4 separate regions of the Homo sapiens genome follow, and all the other regions are linked to region 1. A link is a contact called in ENCODE Hi-C or POLR2A ChIA-PET data. All regions are on one chromosome and are shown on one strand. Each heading gives the region's core, a stretch centred on a gene start or an enhancer-like site at or near the end of the contact. The rest is flanking DNA. Distances are from core to core; before and after follow the strand shown.

Region 1 (3,512 bases), core at 599-3,098:
CTGTTAGAGATACACACTGAAGTGTTTACAGAGAGAATGATACAATCGCTGTCTGGAATCCGCTTCAATACCATCCATTGTTGGAGGGTGGGTAGTGGGGTTAGGGGGTTTTGAGGAAACAAGATTGGCCCGGTCTATCAGCATTGATGCTGGGTGAGATAGGTAAATGGGGGTTCATTATACACTTTACTTTTGAAAATGAAGTTTTTCGTAATAAAAAGTTGAAAGAAAGAAGGAAGGGAGATGGGAAGGCAGGGAAAGGAGAAAGGGAAGGAGAGAAGGAAAAGATTCTGCTCAAATGTCCCTTTGGAAACCTTCCTTGACCCCCGCGTTGGTGTGGGGCCGGGGGAATGGGGAGGCTGTTTTCTGCTCAGCCAGAGCAACAAGGCCCATGAGGAGACAGGAGGGATGTCTGGGGAGCAGTCCCAAGCCACAGAGTCCTTCTGGGGACCAGCCACACCATGAAGAGAGAGCAGAACAGGGAGCATAGCACAGACCTATGACATAGCACTGTGCCATGACATCAGCTGGCAAAGGCCCATGGGACCAGGAGGGAGGCATTAGAAGGGCGAACACTAGCAGCTGTTGAGTAGGAAGAAATGTGAGCCGACTTCTCTACCTAAGGAAGCGGTGGCAAGGCCGTGGAGGTTCGGGATGGGGACGGGTTCCAGGATTAGAGTGCTTTTTTTTTTCTTTCTTTCTTTTGAAGGAGGAGAGGCTATGGGAGCCTCAGGTACCGAGCATCTGGTGTCTGGAGAGATGCAGCTACTCAAGGCAGTTTCTGATCTGGAACCAGGAAGTCTCTGTTTCCCCACCAGCCAGCAAACGTTCTGGACTTGGTGCTGGGCCTGCCACCACCAAAGGTGGAGATGCCCCACATACCTGCGTCAGGCATGACAGGTCACCCCTGAGTCCTTGGGTCTCCCCAAGGCTTCTCCAGGGCTTCCCAACAGGGCTGAGATTCAAGAAAACGCTCAAGGTCCACCCCACTGCTCCGACCCTCTCACCAGAAGAAAAGGGCTGTGTCCCAAGGGCAGCCTGCTTGGGAAAAGAATATGTGGGGTGACTTGTCCAGATCTGCCCAGGGAGGCTGGGAATGGAGAGAGAAAGGAATCTGCCCACCAGTTGGGGGAAAAGTGGATTTCGCAACAACCTTGATGATATTAAATGCTTGGGGGGCCTGGGAAGACCAAATGTTTAATATTTGGAGAAGAGGCTGTCTAAACAGAGTAATTAGGAGGCTCCTTTGTAGTGATATGAAAGAGATGAATTGGGTATATTTGACATCAAAGACAGGAGATCCAGTGGGGAATGAGACCCACGGCCGGGCGTGGGCAGCGCTGGAGGACAGGCTCTCCCAGTGTGCTGCGGGGGAGGGCAGCCCCTGCAGTGTGCGTGTTGAGTGCTGGGAAACCCCCAAGTAACACTTCCCCCCTCATTTAACACACTTCCTAAAACCTCTCCTCCCCAAAAGCCACTTTGCAAAAGCAGCGATTACCACCAACCACGAGAAACACAGGAGCCTGCCTTCCACTGTTTACCACTGGGCAGGAAGTCGTTTATGGACCAGTCTCTTGCCCAGGCTAAACTCAGAAGTGGACACTGAGGGCCGGTTGTGGGTGCCACCAGGCAAGCTAGGGCATCGGAGTTCAGCAGAGCTGGGTGGGAATTCTGCTTCTCCCTCCACTACCTGGGTAACCCTGGGCAAGTCACTTAGCCTCTCCGAGCATAAACTGGTTTGCTTGTAATATGCAAATAATAAGGGGTGGGGGAAATTTTTTTTTTTTTTTTTGAGACAGAGTCTCGCTCTGTCACCCAGGCTGGAGTGCAGTGGCGTGATCTCGGCTCATTGCAACCTCCGCCTCCTGGGTTCAAGCAATTCTCCTGCCTCAGCCTCCTGAGTAGCTGGGATTACAGGCGCCCGCCACCACTCCCAGCTAATTTTTGTATTTTTAGTAGGGACGAGGTTTCACCATGTTGGTCAGGCTGGTCTCAAACTCCTGACCTCGTGATCTGCCCTCCTTGGCCTTCCAAAGTGCTGGGATTACAGGCGTGATGGAGATGATACTCCCTAAATCACAAGGGTGTGGTGTGAAGATGAAATGGCTGCACGTGACAGAGGAGTTGGAGAACAGGAAGCAAGTGGATTACTTGGATGAACTGTGATGGGCCCAAGAAGAACTAAGCCAATCACTCCAGGGGGCGTTTTCCCAGGATCCAGGCAGAGAGCTGATTCCAGCATCCACGTTGTATCCCCCTCCCGCTGTGGCCGGGGTCTCCAAGAGCCGGGCACCCACTGCAGAGCTTCCAAGCCCAGGCCCATTTGAACACAGGAGGACTTTTGAGGTTCATTTAACCCCAAAATCAGTGATTCTACATCTCAAGCTCATATTTTGAAGTGTTTACGGGTAAGTCATATGATACTGGTCATTTATTTTTTAAATATTCTAGCCAAAAGTACATGGTAGACAAAGTGAGAATGTCAGAATGTTGATAATTAGTGAAACTAGACGAAGATACATGAAAGTTTAATTTTGATTCTCACCTACTTTCATGTGCATTAGGAAACTTTCATAATAAGTTAAAGTAACAAAATAGGCCAGACTCGGCTGCTCATGCCTGCAATCCCAGCACTTTGGGCGGCTAAGGCAGGCGGATTACTTGAGGTCACGAGTTTGAAACCAGCCTGGCCAACGTGGTGAAACCCCATCTCCCCTAGAAAATAAAACAAAAAAAAAAATTGTAGCTGGGCATGGTGGCAGGCCCCTGTAATCCCACCTACTCAGGAGGGTGAGGGAGGAGAATCGCTTGAGCCTCAGAGGCAGAGGTTGCAGTGAGCCAAGATTGCGCCATTGCACTCCAGCCTGGGTGAGAGAGCGAGACTCCATCTCTGAATAAATAAAGTAACAAAATACATTTCAGTCTCGAGCTCCAGTTCCCTGCCAGGAAGAGCTGAAGCTGAGCTCTGGCACCCCCTGCTTCTTCTCCCTCATCCCTAAAACATGTGGGGTACTGGGTGCCAAAGGAGATCTGAAGATGGCCACCACTCAGACCAGCAGTAGAGGCCAAGAAGGTGGTGAGAAATTTTAAGGTATTGTAGCATATGCTCTCCAGGGTGAGGACACAGGATGCTGGGACCTAAGGAGGGAGAAGTTAACCCAGAGAGGGCCCAAGTCAGGGAGGACCTGACTGTGGTGACAGAGCCAGTCATGCTAATAATAGGAGCAGTGGTTTTGCAATCACAAATATTGGTCTGGGGGACTGCGGGCCCAATGTGGTGGGAGTTTTAGAGCAGGGACCCCTCCACTGTACGTGGATTCTTATACTTGCTAAGTTGCACTGAATTCTCAATCAACCCATTTGGAGGCTCTCACCAAGACAGGAGTCCCTTTGAATTGGTAGGATGTTAAAAGCTTCCTCCAGCCATTGACCCTGGGTCCCATTGGTAGAAATCAGATAATAAATCAGATTTTCCAGGTAATCCTCAGTTTAATGTCCATTCCCTCATTCAA
Region 2 (3,512 bases), core at 748-3,247, 410 kb before region 1:
GTTCACAAAGGGTGATTTCTCTCCCCAGCGTGAGGAGTAGATTACGATTAGTGTCATTCCTCTTACAAATAATCAGTTTAGGATTCGTGTGTGACACAATTATGCCTAGTGGGACTCAGTTCTGCTAGAAGCCTCTAAAAAGGGTTTCCCTTCCTTTATTGTGAGATGGAGGGAGGGAGGGGGAGAGACAGAGAGAGAGGGAGAGAGGGAGAAAGGGAGAGAGAGAAATAGTATTCCTATACTTTGCTACTTTGCTGGATGCCCGACTGTATTTGACATCAAGACAAGCAGACGCCATCGTATAGCCATGAAGGGACATGACAGGAGAAATTACCATCATGTGAAGATGGCAGAGCAGAAAGAAGAATCCCACTTCAATCTCGGACAACTTCCCTAAGTTATTTGACCAACCAATAGTGGAACCACCTTTCTCCAAACTTCTTATTTTATGGGATAATAAATTCCATATTTTTCAAATTTCCACCTCTAGTCAGGTTTCCTGTTGTTTGCACTTTTGTTCATACCTTTTTTTTTCTACTAAAGGAAGAAGTGAGGGCATGTGTTATGAATGTGAAATCTGGAAGTTAAAAAGTTTGAAACAGATATTTCAGTTTTCACTTATAGCCTCCTTCCATCTTCTTCCCCCTCCCCAACTCCTACTGGATTCAGACAAGGGCCAGGACACAAGGCTGAATGCAAAAGGACCCCTCCCTTCCCAAGACTTTATCTTTGTTCCTAGCTCAAGCTCAGTGTGTCTGGCTCCTTCTTCCTCAAAGATTTGTTCTGTCCCAGGAGGCTCCTCAATCGCTCCAGTCAATTGGCTTCTAGAGCCTTGCCCTATCAGTTCCACAGATACATCCACACGTCTGAACTCCAGCCACAGTTTAGACTCAAGTGGGGAGCTCCCACCGCAGCACCGTTCTGTACCTGTAACTAGCAATGGTTTGTAGCCTTTGAGCAGAAATAGGGAATGAAACTGCCGAGAATTTAGGGATGGAAACTGGCACAGGCATGGGAAACCGTTTGAGAATGCAGGAGTTAGCTGGGTTTACTAGATTATAACTCTTATGAAGACCACATAGCACACAACTCAGCATATAAATTAGTCTTAACACATATACATTGAATTTCTTTGAAATGACCAAATTGTAGGCAGATAAAATGGCTTCCTTTTACAGAATCTTCCCTTCAGAGAGTGCCTTTCAATGGCACCACCTTCCCTCCACCCAAAATAAAACCTTCAACATTTTCACCTTAAGTGAAATGTTTATAACACACTTTGAAATAGTGAGTGTGGTGAAGATAGTTCTATTCAATCTGCTACGAAGAAACAAGACACAAAGATCTGACTTGGCCACCATCCCCGAAGGCATCCGTGGCAGAACTGGGATGGTCCCTCATTCCCCAGTGGTCTCAAGCGTTTGTTCTGATGTCCCTGTATGTAATTGTTTTGATAGCAATTTTCCTGGTTCTCTCTCACTAGCTTGCTAACTACGCATGTCAATCACATTCAGGAACACCATGGGCCTAAGGGTCAGCCACATCTCAGGAGAATGTGATTCAAAAGAGGACACAAGGCATAATATAGCACTTTCTCCTTCTAGCATGTATGTCAGTTGCGTTGCGGCCTCGAAAGTCTGACAATGTGTAAAGAGAGTGTTGCATTTTTTTTCCTTCCCCCAGATGCAGAAAGGAAAGGATTTATGAAGTACTCTGACCACAATTTTAAAGCAAGTGAGAAACCCAACAGTGTAAGATCCTCTTACTAGAGAACACTCAATGGTACTGAAAGAGTTCTCCACCTAAACTCTAAAGAACCCGAAGAGAGGTCCAGTTTTTTCCTCCCAAAGATCCATCTCCAGAGCTTCACTCCCTAGTCCGTTAGGGAAGCCGGGACGGTGGGAGAGCCACAGATACTCTTTCTCCTACGGAACCCTTGGACCTCTTGCCCCGTTTCCCTGTCACTTTAGGGAGCAGCACGCAGGAGACTAGAGGCCAGGGTCCAAGCCCGCAGCCGTAGCAGGCCGGACGAAGAAAGCGGGCCGGAAGGGCAGCGTCGCGGTGCTGGAGGCTGTTGCTGGGAGGCGTGGATTCTGGAAAGTGCGTGTGCGCGTCCCTGGAGCACCGCCCGCGGAGCCGATTGGCCCGGACGCGCGGCGGGGGAAGCCCTTGGCTAATCTCCTGCCACTCAGCCCGGCTGACGTCGGCGCCCGGGATGCAGCGCCGCGAACCTCTCGCCCCGCCGGGCCGGGCCGCGCGCGGAAGGACAAATAGTTCCGGCGGCAGTGCCGCGCACCTCTACGCGGCTCTGCTCGCCCCGCCCGGGCTGCCGAGCCCGAGGCAGGGGTGGCGGGAAGTGGGGGCGGGCGGAGCAGGGCCGGCCTGTGCGGCTCTCGGACCCCGGCTCCGCTCTTTGCGGCCAGACGGGTGGATTGCGCTCCCTAGGGAAGAGTAATTGGATTCCAGGCTCCCTCCAGCCGGGATCAGCGGAAGTCGGCTGCTAAGCCTGCAGCCTGGGAGGGGCGTGTGGGGAGGAAGGAAAGGTGGGGAGCGCCGCCGGGAGGGACACGGTGAAACCACTGTCCTCTTAAGTGCCTGCGTGCTTGTTTCTGTACAGGCCGCATCGGGAAGCTGGGTATAGAGAAGGATTAACAGAGATTGCACCCTGGTGACCTTTCCCCTCAGGCACGTGACTCTTGCCCCTTCCAAGTTGTCATCCTCATTGTGAAATTCACCTGGTAGCTGATACTCAGGAGAGGAATACTTTGGAAGCCTGAGTCTTCTAGCCATCACCCTTCTGTTTTTCTCTCAAAGCTCCACTTGGAGCTCAGCTGGAGAAGGAACCCTGTGAAGTCTGGAATTGGACATGTCTCTTATTAACGAAGTAATTGTGGAGAAAACAGCATTCTTACCACTATCATCCAGGAAAGTATCCCAAGTCCCTTCCTTGGCAGTAGCAAACTTCCCTTAATTCCCTTCCCCTTGAGGAGATGCAGCCAGAATGAGAGCCTTAAGCAGAGTTTTTGGGTGAAATGATAGGCATGTTCTAGGAATTGTGACTTAAACTTGGACCTCTTGTGATTTTTTTTCTTTTCATCTTAATTACTGCATTTCACTCATTCATCATGAAATAAACTCTTACTGAAGGCTTTGTTTGTTCCAGGCTCTGTTCTACTTATCAGACATACGTCAGTGAGTAAAACGAATGCACTCATGGAACCTCATTACAGTTGCTCTAGTGGGGGAGATAGTACATTTACAATCATATACAATTGTATAATGTCATGTAGGGAAGAGCGCTATGAAGAAAAAGAGCAGAAGGACGAAGTATGCAGATGAGAGTTGAACATTATTTTATATTTTAGATAAGTTGATTGAAGAAGGCCTCTTTGAGGAAGTTATGTTTAAACAGAGGTCTAGATAAATGAGGTAGAAAGCCAAGCAAATATTGGGGTTGGGGGGGTTGGGGAGAAGATTCTGGGCAGAAGTAAGAGCAAGTGCCAAGGCTCTGC
Region 3 (3,512 bases), core at 402-2,901, 410 kb after region 1:
CAATGTTTATCTTAAATGTATTTGATTGATGTCTCATGTCTCCCTAAAATGTATAAAACCAAGCTGTGCACCAACCACCTTAGGCACGTGTTCTCAGGATCTCCTGAGGGCTGTGTCACGGGCCATGGTCACTCATATTTGGCACAGAATACATCTCTTCAACATTTTACGGAGTCTTTTTTTTTTTTTTTTGTCAGTACCACAGACAACCACCTGACTCGAGGACCTTACCTATTTCTCATTCAGCCAATGCTGCAGCACGTTATTAACGTCCTTGAAAGCAAGTCTTATACAGAGAAAACTTATTTTGATATATTAATGAATCTGATCAGAATGGACCAGATTGGGGGGATAGATAAATGGTTGCAATTGTGCTCCCTGGAATAGCTTTGGAGTTTACCTAGATCTTCTGTCTCTTTAGGACAGAGCTGCTTGTGTTTATATAGCATCTTACACAGGATTGAGACAACTTCAATTTCCTATATCAAAAAATCGGGGGAGGGCGGTGGGTTATGGGGGTGTTCAAACCTCCCAAGTGACATCTGCTGTGACTGCATGTCTTCCTACTCTTTCCACTGGGATGCACCTCTGGTAGCTGAACTATAACGAGAAGGTAAAAGCTGTGTCCAATACCTATTAAGCTGCCTTCTTCTCAACAGCTGGGGAGGTGGCGGGGGTGGGGGGGGGCGGAGGGAAGTCTTTTCAACAGTTTTACACATTTGGAAATAGGCCTAAAGTGAAGAAGGGGATTTTCAAATTGGTGTGTTGGAAAAGGGGCTGGGCTTTTGAGTTTGAAATCTGGTGCTGTCACTTACTGGTTTTGTGCCCTGGGAATATTTATTTCAGTTTTCATGCCTCTGTTTTTCTATAGGCAAAGTAGAAAATTCGAAAAGGTCCTCAACGAGTTTGTACAGCTGCTCCCACTCCCTCATCACCTCTTGTGGGCCTTTGGAAATGTATGTTGGAGGAGACATTTTGGATTGTTGCAATGACTTGGGAGTGCCATAGCACCTAGCAGGCAGAAGCCAGAAACACCAAATGTCTTAACAATGCTTGAGGCGGTGCTACAAATGAAGTCCTTCTCCAAATGCATTGAGCCCCAAGAAAAATCGCTGATTCTGAGGAACCTTCCAACTTTAACAATTTCAGGACGTCCCTAAGCTGAGCTAGGAGGCACCACGCACAGGCCGGAGGCACCACGCACAGGCCAGAGTCTCCCAAATCCTGTCCCGCACTCTCTCCCACCTTATTAATGGCCAGCTCATCTTTCAAGTTTCGACTTGAACCACTTCTCAGAGATATCTTCCCAGGTGCCCATCCCAACGTTACTATTATATCATAATTTGATTCTCCCTCCCCCCATCCCCCCGCCAACTCTGTAAACCCCAAGTATAACACAGGACGTTGCTATTTGTTGACTGACACATAGTGCTTGGTGAGGTCACGCTGGCGCTGAATACTTTTTGTATAAACCGACGAACAGCTGATGACCGCATGAATGCTCACACAAGGGGAAAGGGCGCCAAGCCAAGGAGCCGGCGTCATCCGACGTAACTTCCGCCCTTTAACGCTCCTGCGGACGCCCCCTTCTCCCAGTCCGTGTTTGTTTCCGGAATTTCAATAAAGCTCGATTCGGCTCGAAGAAGACCCCGTTCTTCCGGGAAAATGGCGACTCCCGCTCGTGCCCCGGAGTCACCGCCGTCCGCGGATCCGGCGCTAGTAGCGGGGCCTGCCGAGGAAGCCGAGTGCCCGCCGCCGCGCCAGCCTCAGCCCGCGCAGAATGTGCTCGCTGCCCCGCGGCTTCGAGCCCCAAGCTCCCGAGGACTTGGCGCAGCGGAGTTTGGTGGAGCTGCGGGAAATGTTGAAGCGCCAGGAGAGACTTTTGCGCAACGAGTAAGCTGGGGTCCCGCGGAGTCTCCGCCAGGCTCCTTCAGCTCGAGCTCCCTGGGCGCTCCCCTCCCCTCCCGCACTCTGTTCCCTTCCCTGGAAGGTGACTTTGACTCAGTCACATTCGCTTCAGTCCTACGGGCGAGTGGACGGAGGGCTTGCTGCGGCAGAGCCGTGCCTCTTCCTGGCCAGGCACGTATGCCTGCGAGGATAGCTCGGATTGAACGGCTACCTGGCGTTGCAGGGAGTTAGTAGCCCCTGGTCGGTTTTATTTACCCGGGGACTGTGGTGGTTCCATGAGTCTGCTTTCTAAACCCTTTTGTCGCCCGCACCCCTAACCCATAACAGATTGTCAGCTTCATCTCTGGATTCTAAGCTTACAGGAACCGTAGGAAATGGGAAGAGTGGGATATGAAGAGGGGTTTATTAGGCCGGGAAAGTTCGACCCTCATTCAGCTGGCTGGTTGAACGGATTTTAGCAAGGGAGCCACGTAATAAAAGTGATTTTGTTTTTTAGGCAGCTTTGTTCAGCAGCTTGTTGCAAAAGATGGTTTGAAGGAATAAAAAGCAGAAGACAGTAGAAGGATATTTTCAGAGAGACTTCCCACGAGACACTTGTAAGAAAGTGAGCTAGGAAGGGATTGGGAGAACTTTTAAGCATGGACTAATTTAAATGCAGTTGACAGAGATGGCTGAAGTTTCCAATCTATATGGAAGACCACTAGCAAAAATAGGAAAATTCAGGGAGAGGAATAGATCCAAGGTTGATTTTACTTAGGGTGTGCAGAGTTGAGAGGAGAGCAGGACAGACATTTGGTTAATCGAAAACCAAACACTTAAAAGCTGGAGAAGTAGTCATGAGGCTCAAGAAAGAGAGAACCCTGGAAAAATACAGAAAACAGGAATTTCAGCTGTAGAGTGTTGTTAATAGTTGAAATTGTGGGGATGAATGTAGTGTCAAAAAGAACAGAGGACTTAAGGTGTAATTTTTTCTTTCCATTTATTGTATAGTTAAAGAAAAGGGAATCAGAAAAGGAACTCTGTCATCCAGCAAAAGGGACAAATAAATAATTGGTTGGGATCAAGACATGTGTTTTGACCTTGTGAGAATAGGTTTTGAATGTATAGCAGTGAATTAACTTTTTGGTCTCAGGACTCCGTTATACTTTAAGAATTATTGACATCCCAAAGAGCTATTTTATGTGTTGTATCTAGCGAAATGTATTTACTTATCAGAAATACGTCTGAAGTCTTTAAAACATAAGCATACACAAGCACACATTCTATTCTAGAACAATGATGTCATCACATGCCATGTAGCCTCTGGAAAACTCCACTGTACCCATGCGAGAAAATGAGAGGGAAATAATATCTTAGTATTATTATGAAAGTAGTTTTGACCTAATAGGCCCATCCCCACACTCCACCCCATCCCCAAATTTTGGAGATTGCACTTTAATGACTGCTGGTTCTTGGAATGTCTTATGTGATTATTATATGCTTAAAATACTTTTGCTGAAATTCTAATTTGCTGAGACAAATGAGGCATATATTCCCTATTCTTCCTGCATTCCCTTGTTTTTTGGGCTATTTGGATAATGACCATTTTAATTGTTTTATTCTTG
Region 4 (3,512 bases), core at 615-3,114, 280 kb before region 1:
TACCAGTCTGATAAGCCAACTTCTCCACACTTGTGAACTTTGAAACTAATTTGTGTTATGTGTTCACTCAGCTTGTGGGACCATTTGCACCCTGATGATGGTATGCCTTCTATCCCAAAAGCCACTCTACAGTGGGCTGTTAGTCAGGATATTTAGTGGGCCTTCCTCATTCCCTACCATCAGTGGAAATCCAATATTGTTGAGTGTTGGAGTGGTCACAAAATTGACTCAAAAAAAAAAAAATTTCTGACCTTCTCTCATTTCCTCCTGGTCCTTAGTAAGCAGTTTGGTCCCTTGAATGTGGCCTATCCCCAGAGAGGGAACATGTCCTATTTGCTGCTTCCTGGTTAATGATCAGGATGAAAGACCTTGGGAGTTACATAGATGTATTTTGAAAATTCCTGGGCATGATGTCTTTTTCTTTTTCTTTCTCTCAGAGGTTGCCACAGGCCAGCCTGCTAGGTACACCCTCCAGGTGGCAGCCTACCTAAAGGGGTCTTAGGGGATTAAGAATTATTTCTGGCTCAACAACTCAGATTCTTCTGCAGGGTTGACAGTCAGGTCAGAAGTATGATAACCATTTGGTGAATATACAGATAACTAAGTTTCCCTACAGTGGTCCTTATGGGTCAAGATATGGGGGTGGGGAGGTATAATGGTTCTCTGGACCTTTATTATTATTATTATTATTATTATTATTATTGTTATTATTATTATTATTATTAATGTTCTCGTTTCTTTTGCAGTGACTCTTCCAGATGAAGGGTCTGAGTCTGAGGAGGAGATTATTATCAACAGTTACAAGTGCCTTAAATAGTCCAGGCGTGGTGGCTCACACCTGTAATTCCAGCACTTTGGGATGTGAGGCAGGCAGATTGCTTGGGCTCAGGAGTTCAAGACTAGCCTGGCCAACATGGCGAAACCCTGTCTCTACAAAAAATAAAAAATTAGCCGGGTATGGTGGTACATACTTGTAATTCTGGCTACTCAGGAGGCTGAGGTGGGAGGATCACCTGAGCCCTGGAGGCAGAGGTTGCAGTGAGCCAAGATTGTGCCACTGCACTCCAGCCTGGGCGATAGAGCCAGACCTTGTCTTAAGTGAAAAACCAAAACCAAAATTCAGATGCTTTAAATTTAACATAGTGCTAAGTCTCCCACCCGTTTCCAGATGGCTCAGCCCATGTTTTGGTTTTCATTCCCCATAACCAATGATGGCCCCAGCACTCTAACCTTCCATGCAAAATAGCTGTCAATATCTTCAGATGTCTTGCCCACCCCCATTTTTGTAGCCATTGCTCAGTTATTCCATAAAGTGGCTGAATGCCACCTTGCTGTTGTGTGGACAAACAGGAGAGGTTTGGCTGGCTGAGGTTTGGCTGAGTTTAGAAGTAGGGCAAAATCTCAGGCCCTTCATGGTTGACACTGAGATTATGGGTGCTGTCTCTGGAGTGTCCATTTGTGGGCTACATAGCCCCATGTCATGTTTCTTAGACAGTTTCTCCAAAAAAACAAGGACTTAGAGACTCAGTTATTTGAACTAAAATAAGAATGCTAAGCCACACTATTCTGATGGAAGACCTTGTTTGAAGTACTGTGGGCTTGTGCCCTGACTGATTTATATCTTACTTGTGGAGTTCCAACCATTGTAAACAACACTTCTTTCCAGGGCGATCTCATGACTTCTTGGTCCCTTAGTTCTTATATAGAAGCCAGACATTAATTTGCCCCCTTACCAGAAACATAATGACTTGTATTGTAAGAGTGATTTTAAGAGACCTTTAGGTATTTAAGGAAACATCATATAGTTCTCATATGATTGCTGAGATTTCTCCAAAATCAGGCTAACCTAGATTACTTGGGGGAATTTCCTGGAGGGGCTGACTCATTCATTATTTACGTGTACCCTGCAGGTAGTTTATCTCTAGGATGGAGTCATCCGGTTAGGATAGGTATTATGAAATCAGTCCCTGACTTCAGCTGAAATGATTAGTGTTAGGATTTTATCTCTAAAAGGTATTCAGGTCAGCATCAAGTCACTAGCCAGAATTGTTATGTATGATAGAATTGCCTGGGACTTCTTCATGGGCCAGACAGATTACAAGGTAGATTCTGTGTAATTGCCAATGCATCTTCCTATACCTGGATTAATGCTTTAGTTTAAGTGGAAAGGTCAACACAGAAACATGAGGAGGAAGCCAGTTGAATTTCTAAGGTAGACTTTGATGGTTTATGGGATTTGTTTAGCTGATTTTGTCCAAGACCCTAGAGGACCTAGTGGAAGTCAGTACTGTAGATTGACCTCACCTTGCTGCTCAGAGTTCCTGTTTGTAGTAGCCTTAATTACATAATTCATAAGGCAAATTAAATACATTTGGTCCTCCCTTTGTTGGTCAGATTAATCAGCTTGGTTGATAGAATGGCATACTTATAGAAAAATTGACTGGGAGCCTAAGACAATGTAGAAGCAAAGGGTACATATTGTTAGAAGGTGATTTTCCTTGGGCCTCTTGCATTTCCATGTTTTACAAGCAGAAGCACTGACTGCCTTTGTTTTGGACTGTCCTTTCAAGGATGCTTGTATACTAAACAGCCATGGAAAGTAGACATAGTTTCTCCCTCTGGAACAAAGGGCAGGTATGTTTACTGTGTATATGGAGAGAGAATTTATCTCTCCAGAGCAAAAGTCAGCCATACTTACTGTGCATTATAGATCTGGGCTTCCTAAACTCAGGCTTCCTTTCCTGTAAACGCACTGGGCATGCAGACATCCATTTGGGCTCATCCGTGTTGCTGTCATGACAGTGGGGATAAGGGAACTGATGCAAATATGCTGATATATTCTTGCTGGGATGTGACTAATAAAGTCATTTGTCTCTGATCTGAGTCTCCTGTCTTCTACCTTCATCCTTGAAAGGGTGGCAGGCTACCTTGTTAGTTTACAAGTAGGGCAAAATCTCAGGCCCTTGACACAGTTGACACTGAGATTATGGGTGCTCTCTCTAGAGTGTCCATTTGAGGGCCTCGTAGCCCCATGTAATAAAAGATCCATTTGAGAAGTAAATAAAAATTTCAAAGGCATATACCCTTCAGCCTAGCAATGCCATTTAAATGTATATGCCCTCTAGCTGACTTAAGGAGAGTCACAAGTTATCGCCCTTGAGACAAATCTGGCTCACTGCTTATTTCTTGTAAATGAAGATTTGTTGTAACATAGCCGCACCAATATTTATTGGTATTGCCTATCATTGCTTTTGCACTACAAGGCACAATTGGGTAGTTGCAACAGAACCATATGGGCAAAGCCAAAAATAATTCTTAACTGTTCCTTTAAGAAAAAGTTTGCAGGGCCCTGCTTTAGCATGCTAGCCCAACATTGTTTACTTTAAATATATGTGCAAAAGTAGGTATACAAAGTAGGTATATCAAAATAGGCATACAAAGATGTTCAGTGCAGAATTATTGGTAATATTTTTTAAAACCCACCAGTTAAACTGTAAGCAACCTCAGGAGAT

Evidence for each region. Hi-C counts contacts between places; a loop is a spot of excess contacts on that map. ChIA-PET counts read pairs that join two places held with the same protein, here RNA polymerase II (POLR2A). Pooled maps may share reads with other maps.
Region 2: a loop to region 1 is called in a map of dorsolateral prefrontal cortex, with 3 times the contacts of the local background. The contact joins the promoter of LINC03065 here to the promoter of LINC00926 in region 1. A Hi-C loop is called at or near these places in 5 of 168 maps with a recorded cell type or tissue (dorsolateral prefrontal cortex, heart left ventricle, naive thymus-derived CD4-positive, alpha-beta T cell and 1 more), 7 of 37 single-sample maps with no recorded cell type and 22 of 50 pooled maps.
Region 3: a loop to region 1 is called in a map of B cell, with 3 times the contacts of the local background. The contact joins the promoter of POLR2M here to the promoter of LINC00926 in region 1. A Hi-C loop is called at or near these places in 1 of 168 maps with a recorded cell type or tissue (B cell) and 2 of 50 pooled maps. POLR2A ChIA-PET finds 5 or more read pairs at or near these places in 3 of 52 experiments (activated B cell, activated CD8-positive, alpha-beta memory T cell and activated T-cell).
Region 4: a map of HCT116 shows a loop between it and region 1 (4-fold over the local background). The contact joins the enhancer-like site here to the promoter of LINC00926 in region 1. A Hi-C loop is called at or near these places in 12 of 168 maps with a recorded cell type or tissue (B cell, GM12878, HCT116 and 8 more), 34 of 37 single-sample maps with no recorded cell type and 21 of 50 pooled maps.

Annotation. Positions count from the first base shown.
Region 1 is chr15:57,298,517-57,302,028 of GRCh38, forward strand. LINC00926 (long intergenic non-protein coding RNA 926) reads left to right here and starts at 1,849. Exons shown (of 3, transcript NR_024433.1): 1 at 1,849-2,408. RefSeq lists an enhancer at 391-510.
Region 2 is chr15:56,885,071-56,888,582 of GRCh38, forward strand. LINC03065 (long intergenic non-protein coding RNA 3065) reads left to right here and starts at 1,998. Exons shown (of 2, transcript NR_183870.1): 1 at 1,998-2,100; 2 at 2,686-3,151. It overlaps TCF12-DT (TCF12 divergent transcript), which reads right to left. Exons shown (of 4, transcript NR_015419.2): 4 at 1,100-2,854. RefSeq lists an enhancer at 1,832-1,921 and a silencer at 2,042-2,471.
Region 3 is chr15:57,705,063-57,708,574 of GRCh38, forward strand. POLR2M (RNA polymerase II subunit M) reads left to right here and starts at 1,652. Exons shown (of 4, transcript NM_015532.5): 1 at 1,652-1,893. The coding sequence starts at 1,781. It overlaps GCOM1 (GCOM1, MYZAP-POLR2M combined locus), which reads left to right. Exons shown (of 17, transcript NR_104371.3): 14 at 872-1,310. RefSeq lists an enhancer at 1,547-1,766 and a silencer at 2,087-2,136.
Region 4 is chr15:57,014,192-57,017,703 of GRCh38, forward strand. All of the region lies in intron 3 of TCF12 (transcription factor 12), which reads left to right. Among named protein-coding and RNA genes, the nearest start is that of TCF12, 97 kb to the left of the region's middle. Within about 2 kb of position 1,865, at least 2 of the 41 ENCODE cell types and tissues checked have a DNase peak (open chromatin) inside an H3K27ac peak, as active enhancers do.